2 separate regions of the Homo sapiens genome follow, and region 1 is linked to region 2. A link is a contact called in ENCODE Hi-C or POLR2A ChIA-PET data. All regions are on one chromosome and are shown on one strand. Each heading gives the region's core, a stretch centred on a gene start or an enhancer-like site at or near the end of the contact. The rest is flanking DNA. Distances are from core to core; before and after follow the strand shown.

What was found. A loop is a pair of places that touch in the nucleus more often than their neighbours do. ChIA-PET counts read pairs that join two places held with the same protein, here RNA polymerase II (POLR2A). Pooled maps may share reads with other maps.
Region 1: a loop to region 2 is called in a pooled map, with 8 times the contacts of the local background. The contact joins the enhancer-like site here to the promoter of ZNF512 in region 2. A Hi-C loop is called at or near these places in 11 of 50 pooled maps. POLR2A ChIA-PET finds 5 or more read pairs at or near these places in 5 of 52 experiments (HEK293, HepG2, T-cell and 2 more).

Annotation. Positions count from the first base shown.
Region 1 is chr2:27,677,904-27,684,925 of GRCh38, forward strand. It overlaps SLC4A1AP (solute carrier family 4 member 1 adaptor protein), which reads left to right. Exons shown (of 14, transcript NM_018158.3): 8 at 1-21; 9 at 4,345-4,456. Among named protein-coding and RNA genes, the nearest start is that of SLC4A1AP, 18 kb to the left of the region's middle. RefSeq lists an enhancer at 3,762-4,961. Within about 2 kb of position 5,773, at least 9 of the 41 ENCODE cell types and tissues checked have a DNase peak (open chromatin) inside an H3K27ac peak, as active enhancers do.
Region 2 is chr2:27,580,364-27,586,977 of GRCh38, forward strand. It overlaps ZNF512 (zinc finger protein 512), which reads left to right and starts at 2,679. Exons shown (of 14, transcript NM_032434.4): 1 at 2,679-2,779; 2 at 3,295-3,353. The coding sequence starts at 2,750. It overlaps SPATA31H1 (SPATA31 subfamily H member 1), which reads left to right. Exons shown (of 5, transcript NM_032266.5): 5 at 1-2,359. The coding sequence ends at 2,164. RefSeq lists an enhancer at 2,477-2,926.

The sequences.
Region 1 (7,022 bases), core at 4,523-7,022, 100 kb after region 2:
AGAGATTCCAGAACTAAAAAAGTAAGTCTTAGTTATATTTGGAATTCTAAATAAGTATGGTAGCATAGATAACATTTTCAATTATCGCTTTATCTTCTTAAATAATCATTATATAATACAAATGTAATGCAAGGAACCCTTTAAAGCACAGAAAGCAGTGGTTTCATAGAGTAACTAAAAACCTGTTTCATATTTGTGAAATATAGACTGATAGAGGATTTTCTGAGAAAACTATATTGATTTCTGATTCATTGGAAGGTTCCGAAGTTTTTTTTACTTAATCTTTTAGTGTAGAATAAACTCCTTTAAAAAGCATCATGCACAAAAAGCTAATTTATCTAATATAAAAAGACCTCTGAGGCTGGGCGTAGTGGCTCATACCTGTAATCCTAGAACTTTGGGAGGTTGAAGCAGGCAGATCACTTTCAAGACCAGCCTGGGTGATATGGCACAACCCTATCTCTACAAAAAATAAAAACATCAGCCAGCCATGTTGGAGCACACCTGTGGTCCCAGCTACTTGGGAAGCCGAGGTAGGAGGATCGCTTGAGCCCAGGAGTTCCAGGCTACAGTGAGCTGTGATCGTGCCATTGCACTCCAGCATGGGTGACAGAGGAAGTTCCTGTCTCAAAAAAAAAATTAAATTATTAATAAAAAGACCTCTGAATGATAAGTAGACAGCCAACCACCCAGGAGAAAAATGAGTAAAGGATGTCTACTCACAGGCCACAGGAAAAGAAATACAAATAGCATCTTTTATACAAAGATGCTCAACTTCATGATCATAAGAGAAATACAAATACTACAACCTAATACCTTTTTTTTTTTTTTTTGAGATAGGGTCTCACTGTGTCACCCAGGCTGGAGTGCAGTGGCACAGTGACAGCTCACTGCAGCCTTGACCTCCTGGGATCAAGTGATCCTCCTGCCTCAGCCTCCCAAGTAGCTGGGACCACACGCATGCTCCACCATACCTGGCTAATTTTTAATTTTTTGTAGAGATGGGGTCTTGCCATGTTGCCCAAGCTGGTCTTGAACTCCTGGCCTCAAGGTATCTGCCCACCTCAGCCTCCCAAAGTGCTGGGATTACAGGTGTGAGCCACCACACCTGGTCTTAATAGCATTTTTATATATGAATTTGATGAAGATTAATTATGATTTTATACTGTGCTGATGAGGCTGACAAAAAGGCACTTTCTTATATTGTCATTGAAGGACAAATTAGTACATTCTCTACAAGACAAATTGGCAGTCTCTATCCTGATTACAAATGCACATGCCCTTTGATCTATTTCATTTCTAGGAATTTGTCCCTCACATACTTAGGAAATGATGTACAGCATTGTTTGTATTAATAGTAGTAAAAAATTAGAAATCCCCTAAATGTTTATCAAAGGGGATGGATTAAATAAATTGCGGCCAGGTGCTGCGGCTTACGCCTGTAATCCCAGCACTTTGGGAGGCTGAGCTGGGCGGATCACGAGGTCAGGAGATCGAGACCATCCTGGCTAACATGGTGAAACCCTGTCTCTACTAAAAATACAAAAAATTAGCCGGTTGTGGTGGTGGGTGCCTGTAGTCCCAGCTACTTGGGAGCCTGAGGCAGGAGAATGGCGTGAACCAGGAAGGTGGAGCTGGCAGTGAGCCGAGATTGCGCCACTGCACTCTAGCCTGGGCGACAGAGCGAGACTCCATCTCAAAAAAATAAATAAATTATGGTGTAGATATACAATAGAACACCATATAGCTGTTGAAAAAAAAGGCAACTATATATAAGATACAGAAACACTATCAAGATAAGTAACAAAAGCAAGGTGCAGAACGGTGTGTATAACAGGCGCTGTCTGTAAAAAATGATGGTGGGGGAAGAATACATAGATAAGTAGGCCATGGTTATGTTTATAATATCTGTTTAGGTCGGGTTCCCTAAAAACAGACTGAATCGGAGATTCATCTGCAAGTGATTTATTAAGAGAGTGCTCTCAGGAGAAATCTATATGGGAGTGAGGGAAGCAGGAGAGGGCAGGAGAAGAAGCTGGGCTAAGATATGGTTTCAGGAGAGCCTGAATGGCACCACAGATGCCATGGAGGCATGGGGCTTGGGTTTCGATACCCTGTCCCCCCAACCCTTCATTGGTCATAGGCTGCCGGTGACTGGGGGGTGGGAGGGGCTCACAGCAATTCTGGGAAGGGTGCAGGTGTGAGCCTTTAGCAGCCGATGTCTGCAGTAGCTGTTTGGCCTGATAAAGGGAATCTGGGAGGGACAGCATCTGCTACTGTATCTCTGGAAAGATTCGTTAAAAATTAATAATATTGATTGCCAATGGGGAAGGCAACTGGGTGGCTGGGGGACAGCAATGGGAGGGAGACTTTTCACAGTATATGTGCTTTATACTTGAGTTTTGAACATGTGAATATACTTTCTATTCTATTCAGATATACTGAATTTGAAAAGAAAATCCTGTACCAAATAGCCATACCACTTTAGGTCCAAATTTACTGTAATGTAGTTGCAGTTCTAGTTCTAAATAACAAATAACTGGAAAAAGTAAGAATCATATAATAATTTTGTTACAGTAAAACTATTTGTTAATAAAAGTGGCTGGGGACGGTGGCTCACACCTGTAGTCCCAGAACTTTAGGAGAGTGAGTGAGGTGGGAGGATGGCTTGAGTTCAGGAGTTTGAGACCAGCCTGGGCAACATAGTGAGACCCTGTCTCTACAAAAGATAAAAACTTAGCTGGGTATGGTGGTGCTTGTCTGTAATCCCTGCTACTTGGGAGGCTGAGGTATCACTTGAACCTGGGAGAGTGAGGTTGCAAGACCCTGTCTCAAACAAACAAACAAACAAAAACAAAACAAAAACAAATCTCTGCTTTGGAAAACAACAACAACAACAACAACAACAACAACAACATTTGGGGCAAGAAGAATTAAAAAAAAAAAAAAACGAAAACGAAATATGTCTCAGCTTCCTCCAGAGCCTCCTCTCCTGCTATCAGTCTGTGTGCTTGCCTGGTTTTTCCTCCCTTTCCTATTTTGGATACTGGTCTAGATGTGTATCTTCTTCCTCCTCTTTTCACTTATGGGTTGAACTTCCAAACTTTCTGCCTCCTACCCTAACCCCTGCAAGCAATCTTGATTGTGATTCCATCTTCTGCTTTTTCATCTCCTTTGAGCCAGTCTTAGCTTATCCTCTAGGCCAGCCTGGCTTTTTAATGTAGCTGAAAACATCTGTGTTGCTGTTGCTTCTGTCTTTCTATGCCAGAGCCTTCCTGAGGCCTGTGGGGAAGGGTGTGAAGGATAATGATTTGACAAAATGTCCTTCATGGCCAGGCAGGCAGCATTCTTCTGGTGGCCTTAGCAAGGGAATGGGTTTTATCTCTGGTAGGGAGAAAGGGGCTTGAGGCTGGACTTAAGAGTGCTACTAAGGGGATAAGACTTAGGTAAAAGAAGGCAGTAGTAGCAAGTGGGGCTTCAGGGAGGGCCAGGTAGCTAACATCTGGTATGGGTCACTGTGAGTCGAATGCCATTACTGTCCTTATATTCCAGTTTTCAGGGCTGTCCCATGGTCAATATGAAGAAAACAGAGGGCTTTCTTTTCAGTCTAGTATGCTTATTCTGGGGTTTCCTCTGTCTCCTCATGCCATATTCTCATTGTCACCTCTGCCTGCTCTGAGTATCTTGTCAACTGAATTGCTATCCCTTTTGTTTTTGCTCTGTTCTCCCCCTGCCTTTCTAATTTCTACTATCTCTTCTTTATACCCTTCCTCAGCTTTGTCCTAATGGGCTTAGCTTTTCTAACTATCTCCAGCCGTTGAGAATGTTGACAGGCTCAGCAGTTGCAGTCTCTCACTATATCTTTGTCATTACTACACTGGGTATCCTGCATACTGTACCCCCATCCCCATGCACACTTTTTTTTTTAAGTGCTCAGAGCTATTGCGCTTAAGTGGGAGCTCCAGATAAGTAAGACACTCTTCAGAGGTTGGTGGGAAGTAGGGCTTTACACCATGGATCAATCTCCTGCTGCTTATATGTTCTCCTTTGCCAGTGACCTTTGTACTGTAGTCATTTCATGGGTGTGAAGTCATGTAGCATGTGGCAAATTACTTGACTAAGGGAGCAGCCTCATCATAGCTCTGTGTCTGTGACAGTCAGCATTGTTCTTGTCCATTCAAAATCTGTTGGTCTGAATACCTCTTTCTTATTGTTATATGCTTAGATATTCATTTTGTGGTAATTTTTATTTTGCCAGAGGTTTCTTTGTCAGTATCATGGTATTTTTAGATAAAACCTTGGGACTCCCTGGAATAGATGTGTATAATTATTCTTTCTTCCTAGGACTGAAACTCAGACTACAGGTGCAGAAAACAAAGCTAAAAAGCTTACATTGCCTCTATTTGGTGCCATGAAAGGAGGAAGCAAATTCAAATTAAAAACTGGAACAGTAGGGGTAAGTTGTGAGTCAGGGTGTTAAACTTTTAGCCCTTGAGTTATCCCTGAGCTAATTTTTCTCTTTTCTTTTTTGAAACTACAAATGACTCATTCCATAGTAATGTGAGAAAGGGCTGTGGGCTTGGTATGATCACATCTTTCCCAGAACTTGGTTCTTGGATTCTTTTTTTTTTTTTTTTTTGGAGACAGAGTCTCACTCTGTCACCAGGCTGGAGTGCAGTGGCGTGATCTCGGCTGACTGCAACTTCCGCCTCCCGGGTTCAAGCAATTCTCCTGCCTCAGCCTCTCGAGTAGCTGGGACTACAGGCGTGCTCCACCATGCCCAGCTAATTTTTGTATTTTTAGTAGGATGGGACTTCACCATGTTGGCCAGGATGGTCTCCATCTCTTGACCTCGTGATCCACCTGCCTTGGCCTCCCAAAATGCTGGGTTTATAGGCATGAGCCATTGTGCCTGGCCAGTTTGTGGATTCTTTTTCTCAGCTTAGGGTTATCAAGAATTGATGAATTAATTTATGCCAATCAATTTGCAAGTAAATGGTTTGTAAATTAGAATCATAGTTTATTAATTTCTCATGAATGTTGCATTTAAGAATGGGTCTCCTGCATTAAATGCTTTTCCCCAGGTGGATAGATGTAGTGTTCAGACTCACCAACATTTAAGAACATAGTGTGTGCACTTGCCTCTGCCATATGATTTTTCTTCATTTAATCCTTCCAACACCTTTTGCTGTGTGGGAATTATTGCCTCTTACAAATGAGGAAATAGAGTCAGAGAAGTTAAATACCAGATCACACCAGCGTTATGTAACTAAGCTGGTAATCAGATCCAGGTCTGTCTCTTGAGCTTTATGATTTCCCTGCTACCCTACAATATATGTCTGTCTGTATGTTTTTGCTTTATCTATATTCCTATTCATAGATTCAGCTTTTAAAAGGTTTTCATTACCCCTAAGAGCTGAACCTTGAGTATTAGTTTGCTAGGGCCACCATAACAAAATACTAGGGATTGGGCAGCTTAAACAACAGAAATTTATTTGTTCACAGTTGCCAGCAGGGTTGGTTTCCTCTAAGGCCTCTCTGCTTACCAATGGCTGCCCTCTTGCTGGCTCTTCAGATGGCCATCCCTCTGTGCACTTGCACTCCTGGTGTCTCTTCTTCTTCTTCTAAGGACATGAGTCATACTGAGTTAGGGCCCCACCCTAATAGTGTCATTTTAATTCAGTTTAATTTAATTTACAGTCATATTCTGAGGTACTGGGGCTTGGGACTTCAAACATGAATTTGGGCAGCAGGGGGCACAATTCGTCCAAAACACCCTGAATTAGGGTATACTGCCCTCTGGTGGCAGAAATCTGAAGTCCTAGCTATGTATTCTTTTTGTTTGTTTCATTGAGAGACAGTCTCACACTGTCACCCAGGCTGCAGTGCAGTGGCCATCTCGGCTCACTGCAACCTCCTCCTCCCGGGTTCAAGCGATTCTCCTGCCTCAGCTTCCCGAGTAGCTGGGATTACAGGCACCCACCACCACGCCCAACTAATTTTTTGTATTTTTTTTTAGTAGAGACAGTTTTTCACCATGGCCAGACTGGTCTCGAACTCCTGACCTCATGATTCACCTGCCTCGGCCTCACTATGTATTCTGAATGAGTAATGGTTTACCTAACAAGTAGGCTTTTCAATCTGTTGCGGTGGGGACTTAGGTTTTAAATAGAAAACTTTTTACTAAACAGCCCTCCTTAGAGAATTTTAGAACTAAGTCCTATATTTAAAAGATAATATAGGCCGGGCGCGGTGGCTCATACCTGTTATCCCAGCACTTTGGGAGGCCGAGGTGGGTGGATTGCTTGAGCTCACTAGTCGAGACCAGCCTGGGCAACATGGTGAAACCCCGTCTCTACTAAAAATACAAAAATTAGCTGAGCACGGTGGCCTGCGCACCTATAACCCCAGCTACTCAGGAGGCTGAGGCAGGAGAATCGCTTGAACCGGGGAGGCAGAGGTTTCAGTGAGCTGAGATCGCACCACTGCACTCCAGCTTGGGCCACAGAGCAAGACTCTGTCTCAAAAAAAAAAAAAAAAAGATATAACCAAGATATGCTTTGGTTCCTTCCCTCTATTCCATAACTGTGATCAACCTTTTCTAATAAATACTTTTATTGAATGGCTTTGATTAGAATATTTAGCTTTATTCTTTGAGAAATGTCTTCCTCCTTTTCTTCAGGATCTGTTTGATGGATTTACATGCCTTGTTTCCTTGAAATTACGCTAAGTCTAAAATGAAAAAGCAGCACAAATGACTTATTTCTGATTGTCTGATTTATTCCTTAGAAGATTTTGTAATCAATTGAAATCCTTTAATATCATGAGTTATAACAGTCCAGAATTCCTGTAGCTGGCACTCATCTGAAATAACTATTTTAGTTCCTTACAAGCTATTTTCAAGTGTTTTGTATTTAGTAATCTTTGACTCTAGGAACTAATAAAGACACTTGTTTAGGGTCTATAGAGGGGTAAAATTTCATGTCAAAGTCCCACCTCCAGCAGACTTCTGTGGAGTTCAT
Region 2 (6,614 bases), core at 1,429-3,928:
GAGTGACTCTGAAAGCACTCAGAATGAAAAACGGGCTAAAGTGAGAACCAAAAAGACCTCTGATTCAAAATATCCAATGAAGAGAATCACCAAGCGACTTAGAAAACACAGAAAGTTCTACACAAACAGTAGAACCACAATAGAGAGTCCTTCTAGGGAATTAGCAGCCCATTTAAGAAGGAAGAGGATTGGAGCAACTCAGACAAGTACTGCCTCTTTAAAAAGACAACCTAAGAAACCTTCCCAACCCAAGTTCATGCAACTGCTTTTTCAGAGCCTAAAGCGGGCATTCCAAACAGCACACAGAGTTATAGCTTCTGTTGGGCGGAAGCCTGTGGACGGGACAAGGCCAGACAATTTGTGGGCAAGCAAAAACTATTATCCAAAACAAAATGCCAGGGACTATTGCTTACCAAGCAGTATCAAAAGAGACAAGAGGTCAGCTGACAAGCTAACGCCAGCAGGCTCAACCATTAAGCAGGAGGACATATTGTGGGGAGGAACGGTCCAGTGCAGATCAGCTCAACAGCCAAGAAGAGCTTACTCTTTCCAACCCAGACCTCTTCGACTGCCCAAGCCCACAGATTCCCAAAGTGGTATTGCTTTCCAAACTGCCTCAGTGGGGCAGCCTCTGAGAACTGTTCAAAAGGACAGTAGTAGCAGATCAAAGAAAAACTTCTATAGAAATGAAACCTCCAGCCAGGAGTCTAAGAACTTGTCCACACCAGGAACCAGAGTTCAGGCCCGAGGAAGAATCCTACCTGGTTCCCCTGTGAAGAGAACCTGGCACCGACATCTTAAAGACAAACTCACACACAAGGAGCATAACCACCCCAGCTTCTATAGGGAGAGAACCCCACGCGGTCCTTCTGAGAGAACCCGTCATAACCCCTCTTGGAGAAACCATCGCAGTCCCTCTGAGAGAAGCCAACGCAGTTCCTTGGAGAGAAGACATCACAGTCCCTCTCAGAGGAGCCACTGCAGTCCCTCTAGGAAAAACCATTCCAGTCCTTCTGAGAGAAGCTGGCGCAGTCCGTCTCAGAGAAATCACTGCAGTCCCCCCGAGAGGAGCTGTCACAGTCTCTCTGAAAGGGGCCTTCACAGTCCCTCTCAGAGGAGCCATCGCGGTCCCTCTCAGAGAAGACATCACAGTCCCTCAGAGAGAAGCCATCGCAGTCCCTCAGAGAGAAGCCATCGCAGTTCCTCTGAGAGAAGACATCGCAGTCCCTCCCAGAGGAGCCATCGCGGTCCCTCAGAGAGAAGCCATTGCAGTCCCTCTGAGAGAAGACATCGCAGTCCCTCTCAGAGGAGCCATCGTGGTCCCTCTGAGAGAAGACATCACAGTCCCTCTAAGAGAAGCCATCGCAGTCCCGCTCGGAGGAGCCATCGCAGTCCCTCAGAGAGAAGCCATCACAGTCCCTCTGAGAGAAGCCATCACAGTCCCTCTGAGAGAAGACATCACAGTCCCTCTGAGAGAAGCCATTGCAGTCCCTCTGAGAGAAGCCATTGCAGTCCCTCTGAGAGAAGACATCGCAGTCCCTCTGAGAGAAGACATCACAGTCCCTCAGAGAAAAGCCATCACAGTCCCTCTGAGAGAAGCCATCACAGTCCCTCTGAGAGAAGACGTCACAGTCCCTTGGAGAGGAGCCGTCACAGTCTCTTGGAGAGGAGCCATCGCAGTCCCTCTGAGAGGAGATCTCACAGGTCCTTTGAGAGGAGCCATCGTAGGATTTCTGAGAGAAGTCACAGTCCCTCAGAGAAGAGCCACCTCAGTCCCTTGGAAAGAAGCCGTTGCAGTCCCTCTGAGAGGAGAGGACACAGTTCCTCTGGGAAAACCTGTCACAGTCCCTCTGAGAGAAGCCATCGCAGTCCCTCCGGGATGAGGCAAGGGAGGACCTCTGAGAGGAGCCATCGCAGTTCCTGTGAGAGAACCCGTCACAGTCCCTCTGAGATGAGGCCAGGGAGGCCCTCTGGGAGGAACCATTGCAGTCCCTCTGAGAGGAGCCGACGCAGTCCCCTTAAGGAGGGACTCAAGTACAGTTTCCCTGGAGAGAGGCCCAGCCATAGTTTGTCTAGAGATTTCAAGAATCAAACAACTCTCCTCGGGACCACACATAAAAATCCCAAAGCAGGGCAAGTGTGGAGGCCTGAAGCTACTCGATGAGGCGAGGTCCGCCCCTATTATTCATTGTCCTAAGTCTTCATCGTGCTGCCCTTTCCAGGCTTCTTTCCTGCTCAGCCACTGCCTCCAATTCCTGCGCCCCCAGCGTGGAAAGGCTTCCATTTCTCTCTACCGGGGGGGAGGCGGGTGAGAATGGGTCTGTAATTTCTCTAAGATGAATAAAGGGGCAGTAAATGATCTTCCTGTGCATCTGGACTGAGACCACTGGGCGGGTGGATGGGGAAGGCAGGCTGGAGGGACACGAGGAGTTGTGCAAAGATTCGGAATGAGAGCCAGGGGTTTTGAGGCCCAGCCGAGGCTCCAAGCTCCGCCCCTTCACTCCAGACCCCACCCATAGGTTCCCGGGTCCCGCGTCGCGATCCCAGTGGGGCGGGGTCTCAGAGGAATCGGAGGGTGACTCATCACGTGACTCGCTCCGGCCGCAGCCCCCTCGGAAGCTGCTAGGCGGAAGTAGAAGTTCAGAAGAGGGCTAGGCGGAGCCGAGCCCACATCCGGGAGAGGAGAGCGGAAGTGGCGTTGGTCTGGCCGGAGCCCTTGGGTGAAATTGTTAGGCGTGGAGAGGGAGTGATGTCTTCCAGACTCGGTGCTGTACCCGCCGTGAGTTTCTTGGTTTGACCGTTATGCTTTAGAGGTAGCGCTGTCGAGCCCGGAACACGCGGTCCCTCGCTTTTGTCCCATGCTGAGTTGGTTTTATCAGAGGCCATCGTAGGCCCCACCCTTCTAGATCAGATCACCTGTCCCTTTTTCTTTACCCACGTTCTGCTGCCTGTTCCCCACCTCCTTGGATTTAATTCCTCGCCACATTACCATTAGTTTCTATTCCTTTTACATCCCCAATGTCTCTCATATCCGTTGTCTTTTCTTTTGGCCTCCCTTTTAGAGCCTGGGACAGGGCTTTGAGAATGGGGGAAGACGAAGGCTCTGGTATTGTTACCCGCCTTTGCACTGCTGGAAGATAGGACAGCATATTTTTCCTAAAAGGTGTTGCCTTCTTGTGTTTGAGGTGGTTTCCCCGGGAGAACTTCATTTCTTCTGGGCATAGGGGAATTCGTCTTTTTGTGGTCGAGGTTCAGAGGTCCCTAGCACTCACTCGTGTGCTTGTGATTTGCTAGACTTCGGGACCCACAACCTTTAAGCAGCAGAGGAGCACGAGGATCGTGGGAGCTAAGAAGTAAGTGAGGTTTTCTAAGGTCCTTTTATGATTGTGTCACCAGCGCTGACCAGTAGAACTTCTTCCTGTGATGAAAATGTTCTGTATCTGCATTGTCCAGTATCATAGCCACTAACCCGGTGTGGATTTTGAGCAGTTGAAATGTGGCTAGTGCAACTGAGGGACTGAATTTTAAATTTTATTTGCCAAGTGAGTGAGGTTTTTCTAAGGTTCTTTTGTGATTTTGTGGCCAGCGCTGTCCAGTGGAACTTCTTGTGACGAAAATGTTCTGTATCTGCACTGTCTAGTATCATAGCTACTAGCCCCGTACGCCTTTTGAGCGCTTGAAATGTGGCTAGTGCGACTGAGGGATTGAATTTTAAATTTTATTTAATTTTAACTAACGTTAAATAGCCACCTGTAGCTCGTGGCTATCGGATTGGACAGTGTAGGTCTAAGTCTAGTGTGTGGGAGAAAAACCTAGCTTGCAAAAAAAAAGTACAAATTGTAATAAAAATGGAACCAAAGACTCAGTGGTAATTCTGTATTTCTCCAGACATGAAATTCGTGCTCATAAATACACTGATGAACTTGGGATGGATGATAAAAATGGCCGTAAGAAATCCTTGTATTTTTAAACTACTTGTCTGTAAGACTGGTTTATTATTTAGTACACTGAAGGTGCTTAGTTTTTCCATGGTTAATACAAAAGAAAACATTCTTGTTAACTAGACATTAAATGGATTCATTCATTCAGGTGACATTTACTACATGTTTGCTGTGCGCCAGTTCTGTAGTAGGTTAGGAATACAGGCATGAAAAACAACTAGCAGTCTAGAAGGGGAGATAGGCAAGTAGGTCAACACAGTTCATTGTAATAAGTAAGTATTTTTAAGTAGGAATTTAATTTAGCCTTTGAGGAAGGGGAGTGATAGTTTGGAAGGGAAGGATTATCAGAGCAGGTCACTCCTAAGTAGAAACTTGAAAGTTGAGGAATCATGCAGTTAGTGAGAAGGAGAAAGGTTTTTCAGAACAGAGAACAGCATGTGAACGTGTGGAAAGAGTTAATGGGATAGTAAGTAGTTCTGTATGTCTGGGATAGAGGATGAGGGATTGCAGGGAGAGCGTTTAGAGAGGTTAGTAGGGGCTAGACCATGGAGGACCTGTTACGGCATGCTAAAGTGTTTGGATTTTATCCTGGAAGAGATAATGAGGGAATGACATAGCCAGATATTGGTCTTAGGCCACTCTGGCAGCATTATGAAGGATGGATTTGGAAGGGTACTGGGAAACTGGTTCAGAGGTTATTATGATAACCTAAGAGATGAATAAAGAACATGTAGCCTATGGTGGGAACAATATACAGGGAATACGTAGGGAACAACGTATAGGGAATGTACAGGTGGTGATGATGAGAAGTGAGTAAGAGAAGGAAGATAGGATGTCTATGGGTTTCTGGCTTTGGCCATCAGGTGAATTTTGGAGTAATTCACAGAACTACAAATTTCTGAATGAGGAGCAACATTTGGAACAAAAACAAATAGGTTTGGACCTCAGATGAAGAGCTGGTCTGAAATACAGAATTGGGAATTATCAGCTATAAAAAATAATTGGAAACATGATGTTTTCTTCCACAAGCTGAGAGTTTTAATGAGCTCTTCTAGTTAAAGTGGTTAGAGCAATGTTTCTCAGTATGTACCTTGGTCACCTAGAGATAATTGTTAAAAAATAAGATTATTAGGCCCCCATCCATTAACCAGATTTGGAATCATTGGGTTTAGGGCATAGAAATCTTTACTTTTAACTAGCTTCCTAGGAGATTGTGACATTTGAGAGTCAATGGTGAGAAGTGAGACCAGAGAAGAGTAGAGGAGGAAATCATGGAGAACACTAGCTTTTAAAGATTGGGTAGAATTAAATAAGTTTACAAAGGATACCGAGATGAACTAAAGTACTTTTCTAATGAAATCTAAATATTTGCACATGGAAGAATGAGCTAGGGGCTCTTAAAAATTTTTGGTAGATCAGAAAGGAGTTGAAAATAGGCTAAACTTTTTATGTTTGTGATCAGAAGCTGAGAGTTGCCACACTGGTGGCAACAAATTATAAAATAAATGCAATTATGATAGTCATTGTATCACAACAAAGCTTTTTCTTGTTATATGTATGGAAAGGGAAGTTTGAGCTTAATCTGGTTTTTTTTACAAATAATCAAATGTCCTGGGGTTGATGGGTAGATATTGTAAAATACTTGAGAATTGTTTTTGTTGAGTGCTTTAAAAATAAAACATGAGACCTGGAGGAGGGATTCCCTAACCACCTTGATTTAATCTCCAAGAGTTAATTATGATCATATGAACTGTTGCCTTTTCAGTATGCTTATGCTTATTCATAAGAGGGTATATGGGTACTGTATTTCTGAGTCCTACACTGATAGTAAGAAATTCCTACATGGAGAGTTTCCTAAGAGTTATTACATGGGACTCAGCTCTTAATGGCCTGTTGGTACCATCAAGTCTTTGTTGTTGTTGTTGTTGTTGTTGTTGTTGTTGGAGATGGAGTCTTGCTCTGTCGCCTAGGCTGGAGTGCAGTGGCATGATCTCGGCTCACCACAACCTCCACCTCCTGGGTTCAAGCAATTCTCCTGCCTCAGCCTCCCGAGTAGCTGGGATTACAGGTGCACACCGCTGTGCCCTGCTAAGTTTTTGTATTTTAGTAGAGAAGGGGTTTCACAGTGTTGCCCAGGCTGGTCTTGAACTCCTGAGCTCAGGCAGTTCGCCCATCTTGGCCTTCCAAAGTGCTAGGATTACAGGCATGAGCCACTGCGCCTGTCCCATCAAGTGTTTCTAGCATTGTTTGGGATGGTAGGTTTTGGCCTTAGAGGCCTGCCAGTCCATTAATTTTTAAAAATACCTTTATTGAGGTATAATTAGAGTACAATAGACTGCACATATTTAAAGCGTACACTATGGTCAGCTTTGACGTATGTCTGTACCCGTGAAACCATTGCCACAATCAAGATAATAAACATTTTCATCTCTCTCAAAAGTTTGTTCATGTCTCTGCCATTTCTTCCTCCACTCCTGTCCACGGGCACCACTGTACAGTGGTTTGCATATTCTAGGATTTTATATAAATGAAGTCACACAGTATGTTCTCATTTTTTTCATGATTTCTTTCACTCAGAATAATGATTTTGAGATGACAAATAGTTTTTATTGCTGGGTAGAATTCCATTATGGATACCATAATTTGTTTAGCCATCTATCTTGATTGACATTT